Linked DNA regions of Homo sapiens: region 1 is linked to region 2. A link is an interaction called in ENCODE POLR2A ChIA-PET data of the cell type or tissue named here. Cell type or tissue: HCT116. All regions are shown on one strand. Region 1 overlaps TMEM25 (transmembrane protein 25). Region 2 overlaps LOC100131626 (a long non-coding RNA gene).

Region 1 (2,500 bases), 120 kb before region 2:
TCCTCTGCCTCCTGGGCTGAAGTGATCCTCTTGCCTCAGCCTCCCAAGTAGCTGGCACTACAGGTACACACCACCACGCCCAGCTAATTTTTGTGTTTTTGTAGAGATGGGACTCTCACCATGTTGCCCAGGCTGGTCTTGAACTCCTGGGTTCAAGCGATCCACCCGCCTCGGCCTCCCAAAGTGCTAGGGTTACAGGTATGAGTCACCACACCCGGCCTGTAATTTCTCAGAAACTAAAAATAGGATTACCATTCAATCCAGCAATCCTACTTCCGGGTATCTCCAAAAAGGAAAAGAAATCAAAATATCAAAGAGATGCCTGCACTTTCATGTTTATTGCTGCACTATTCACAATAGCAAATATCCAGAATCAACCTAAGTGTCCATCAACTGATGAATGGGTGAAGAAAATGTGGGTGAAGGAAAATGTGGGATAAACAAAAGAAGTGAGTTAAAGGGTACAAACATATAGTTGGAATAAATTCAATGCTTGATAGCAGAGTGGGGTGAGTATAGTTAACAAAAGTGTATTGTACTTGGGTAATGGACACCTTGAATATCCTAACCTGATTACTACACATTATACACATGTCACACCAGCCTGGGCAATAGAGTGAGACCCTGTCTCTACGAATTTTTTTTTTTTGGACGGAGTCTTGCTCTGTCATCCAGGCTGGAGTGCATTGGCGCGATCTCGGCTCACTGCAATCTCTGCCTCCTGGGTTCCAGCATTTCTCCTGCCTCAGCCTCCCGAGTAGCTGGGACCACAGGCACATGCTACCATGCCAGGCTAATTTTTTATATTTTAGTAGAGATGGGGTTTCACCATGTTGCCCAGGCTGGTCTCGAACTTCTGAGCTCAGGCAATCCACCCGCCTCGGCCTCCCAAAGTGCTAGGATTACAGGCGTGAGCCACCATGCCTGCCCCCTCCAAATTTTTTTAATTAGCTGAGCACAATGGCACACACCTGCAGTTCCAACTAGTCATGAGGCTGAGGTGGGAGGATCCCTTGAACACAGGAGTTCAAGGCTGCAGTGAGCTATGATTGCACCACTGCACTCCAGCCTGAGTCATAGAGCAAGACACACACACACGTGCTCTCTTGCGCTCTCTCTGTATATACACATACATACATAGATATGTTACAAAATTTCAATGAACCTCATAACTTTGTACAAAAAAAAATCACATCCCAGTCTGAGCCTTCTGTTCCCAAGGGCAGGACAAAGGGGCTCAGCATACTTTAGCCCAGTCCTGAGGTGGGAAGAAGCAGCTGAGTGAGGACCAAGTGAGAATCAGATGCTAGTTATAGCCAAGAGCCCCTGAAATAGAAAATGCCAATCCGGCCATTGGGAACACTATAATTAAAGAAATATTATTTATTTTTCTGAAGCACATTTGGTAATGTCAGAGTTGAGTGGTGGGTATACAGGTGCTTGCTATATTTTTTCCACTGTGAGACTGGAAAACTTCATTTAAAAAACATATTAGGCCGGGCGCAGTGTGGCTCATGCCTGTAATCCCAGCACTTTGGGAGGCTGAGGCGGGTGGATCACCTGAGGTCGGGAGTTCAAGACCAGCCTGACCAACATGGAGAAACCCCATCTCTACTAAAAATACAAAATTAGCTGGGCATGGTGGTGCATGCCTGTAATCCCAGCTACTTGGAAGGCTGAGGCAGGAGAATCACTTGAACCCAGGAGGCAGAGGTTGCGGTGAGCCGAGATCACGCCATTGCACTCCAGCCTGGGCAACATGAGCAAAACTCTGTCTCAAAAAAAAAAAAGAAAAGAAAAGCATATTAGAAGGCTGGGTGTGGTGGCTCACACCTGTACTCCCAGCACTTTGGGAGGCCGAGGTGGGCAGATCACTTGAGGTCAGGAGTTCGAGACCAGTCTGGCCAACATGGTAAAACCCCATCTCTACTAAAAATATAAAAATTAGATGGGCGTGGTGGTAGGCGTCTACAGTCCCAGCTACTTGGGAGGCTGAGGCAGGAGAATCGTTTGAATCTGGGAGGCGGAGGTTGCAGTGAGCCAAGATCGCGCCGCTGCACTCCAGCCTGGGCGACAGAGTGAGACTCCATCTCAAACGAAACAAAATAAAACAAAAACAAAAACATATTAATAGAAGAAATGAAGCAGAGATATGTAAATGAATTCAGTCAAGTTTATTAAACTTGCTGTGTGCTCAGCACCGCCCTAGGCAGTAACATGAAAAACATTACAAAAGAAGATCTCAACAAGGGAAAAATATATTCTGTACTATATTAATTTCCAATCATTTACATGTTGCTTTTTAAAGTGTTCTTAGGTCACTTTGGGGTATGTGGTCTCCTTCTTTCTCCATGTTCCCCTAAAGCTTCCACACTGTTGAATTATGTGCCTGTGGCGACCATCCTCCAGGAAGGGCACCTTCCTGCTGATGAGGCAACCATGGGTTGGTCAGGGCTGGGGTCCCGTGGTGGAGGAGACATGCTGAGAGAAAAACCATCAA
Region 2 (2,500 bases):
GGAGGCCAAGGTGGGGGATTCTTTCAGCCTAGGAGTTTGAGACCAGCTTGGGCAATGTGGCTACCCTGTCTCTACAAAAAAATAGCCGTGTGTGGTGGCATGCGCCTGTAGTTCCAGCTATTTGGGAAGCTGAGATGGGAGGATCTTGATTGAGCCTGGGAGGTTGAGACTGCAGTAAGCTGTGATCATGCCACTATACTCCAGCCCAGGCGACAGAGCGAGACCCTGTCTCAAAAGACAAAAAGAAAGAAAGGGGAATGAACTGATTAGTGGAAAATTGCAACAATCAGGGACAGTGGATACACACTCTAATAACATGATATTTAAAGCTAGGTTTTATGGGGATTGGTTAGAAATGGTGGCTGAAACAATGGTTGGCAGCTAAGTGAGATTAAGATGAGGCAGAAGGGAGATTGCCAAGGGCTTTGCATGTTAGTATTTTATTATATCAGGGCCTTTTGTTTGGTAAACAGGTCTAGTGTAAGTTCCCTGCTAAGGGATTACCTCTGGTGGAACTGTTACTGAATTCATCACAAGGGTGATCACAATCTTATGTCCTAGTAGAAACAAAAACCACACTAATTAGGAAATAGTAAGTCCTACTAAACTACCTATCACTTTACATAAGATTAGGGAGGTTGATATCTAATGAGACAAGAAATCTTAAATAACTTAATAGTAGGGCAAAGCAGGACCAAGAATATATAATACAGAATGGAACTGTGGAAATACAAAGCAGGATCCACAAGCTGGTCACAGGTAGAGTCAGGGCACAGACTACAACACAGGATCATGACCTGGGCCCAGCTTATGCTGCCACCACTTATTGCTCTTGGGATCCTAGCCAAATTGTTTTATGTTTTCTGCTCAGTTCCTCTCTTGTTAAATGGTATATCATTTATGGCACGTGCTTCAGAGGAAAGTTGAGGGCTAAATGAGATAGTTGGTGCAAGTGCTTTGAAAAGGTAAAGTGTTATACAAATATGAAATATTTAAAAAGAAAGTATTGAGCTATCCTTAGAAATCAGGGTAGAATACTTAGGTATGTAAGAGATGAATGGAAAAGAGGAGAAACTGTTAATCTAAGAACAATGCTGAGATGTATAAAACAAAGGATGAGGCCGGGCGTGGTGGCTCACTCCTGTAATTCCAGCACTTCGGGAGGCTGAGGCGGGCAGATCACGAGGTCAAGAGATCGAGACCATCCTGGCCAACATGGTGAAACCCTGACTCTACTAAAAATACAAAAAATGAGCTGGACATGCTGGTGCGCGCCTGTAGTCCCAGCTACTTGGGAGGCTGAGGCAAGAGAATCTCTTGAACCCAGGAGGTAGAGGTTACAGTGAGCCGAGATGGCACCACTGCACTCCAGCCTGGCGACAGAGTGAGACTCCGTCTCAAAAAAAAAAAAAAAAAAGGATGGAATATGCAATGTGGACAGTTTCACATTAGTTTTTTTTTTTTTTTTTTTTTTTGAGACCAAGTTTCGCTCTTGTTGCCCAGGCTGGAGTGCAATGGCATGATCTTGGCTCACTGCAACCTCCGCCTCCCAGGTTCAAGAGATTCTCCTGCCTCAGCTTCCCAAGTAGCTGGGATTACAGGCATGTGCCACGACGCCCGACTAATTTTGTATTTTTAGAAGAGATGGGGTTTCACTATGTTGGTCAGGCTGGTCTCCAACTCCTGACCTCAGGTGATCCGCCAGCCTTGGCCTCTCAAAGTGCTGGGATTACAGGTGTGAGCCACCGCACCCGGCCTCACATTAGCTTTTTTTTTTTTTTGAGACGGAGTCTCGCTCTGTGCCAGGCTGGAGTGCAGTGGTGCCATCTCGGCTCACTGCAACCTCTGCCTCCTGGATTCAAGCGATTCTCCTGCCTCAGCCTCCCAAGTAGCTGGGACTACAGGCATGTGCCACCACGCCCAGCTAATTTTTGTATTCTTATTAGAGATGGGGTTTCACCATGTTGGCCAGGATGGTCTTGATCTCTTGACCTCGTGATCCGCCCACCTCGGCCTCCCAAAGTGCTGGGATTATAGGCGTGAGCCACCGCACTTGGCCACATTAGTTTTGAAATGATGAAAGCCTCAACAAAAAGCCTCATTTACTTATATATAGATAGCAGTTTCCTTAGGAATAAACCTTTGGACCACAGTGACAAATATTTGCATAACTGGCTTTGACTTAACCATTATGTTCTCTCTCCTCGTGATGCCTACTACTAAATGAGTACTTCTACTTTTACATACTGAGAAAATTGTAGGACCACATGCACTGTTATATGAACCCTATGCAAGTTTGCAGGTTTCTATTCTGGCTTTTGTTACATGGAATTGAAATTACCTGCTGATGTTAGACTACCCAAGTTACTTCAGGGCAGGACTGTGCCTTGTCAAAATCTTTCAATGGCTTTCTATTCAATGTCCTTAAAGAAGTCCAAGCCTTAACAGGCATAAAATACAATCTGGTCCCCACCATCTCTGGCTTTACCTCTCAGTGCTC

The links. ChIA-PET counts read pairs that join two places held together with the same protein. Peaks named below come from ENCODE experiments on the same cell type or tissue, not always from the same donor. Only the 100,000 strongest peaks of a DNase experiment are listed, where the experiment ranks them.
Region 1: POLR2A ChIA-PET joins it to region 2 with 10 read pairs; 3 of 35 experiments call an interaction of 5 or more read pairs at or near these places.

Annotation. Positions count from the first base shown.
Region 1 is chr11:118,535,489-118,537,988 of GRCh38, reverse strand. It overlaps TMEM25 (transmembrane protein 25), which reads right to left. Exons shown (of 9, transcript NM_032780.4): 9 at 2,160-2,500. Among named protein-coding and RNA genes, the nearest start is that of TMEM25, 5.5 kb to the right of the region's middle. In HCT116, no CTCF peak of the experiment used is centred here; no DNase peak of the experiment used is centred here; H3K4me3 peaks cover 313 bases; H3K27ac peaks cover 834 bases.
Region 2 is chr11:118,411,439-118,413,938 of GRCh38, reverse strand. The region is part of intron 3 of LOC100131626 (a long non-coding RNA gene); the gene reads left to right. Among named protein-coding and RNA genes, the nearest start is that of ATP5MG, 11 kb to the right of the region's middle. In HCT116, no CTCF peak of the experiment used is centred here; no DNase peak of the experiment used is centred here.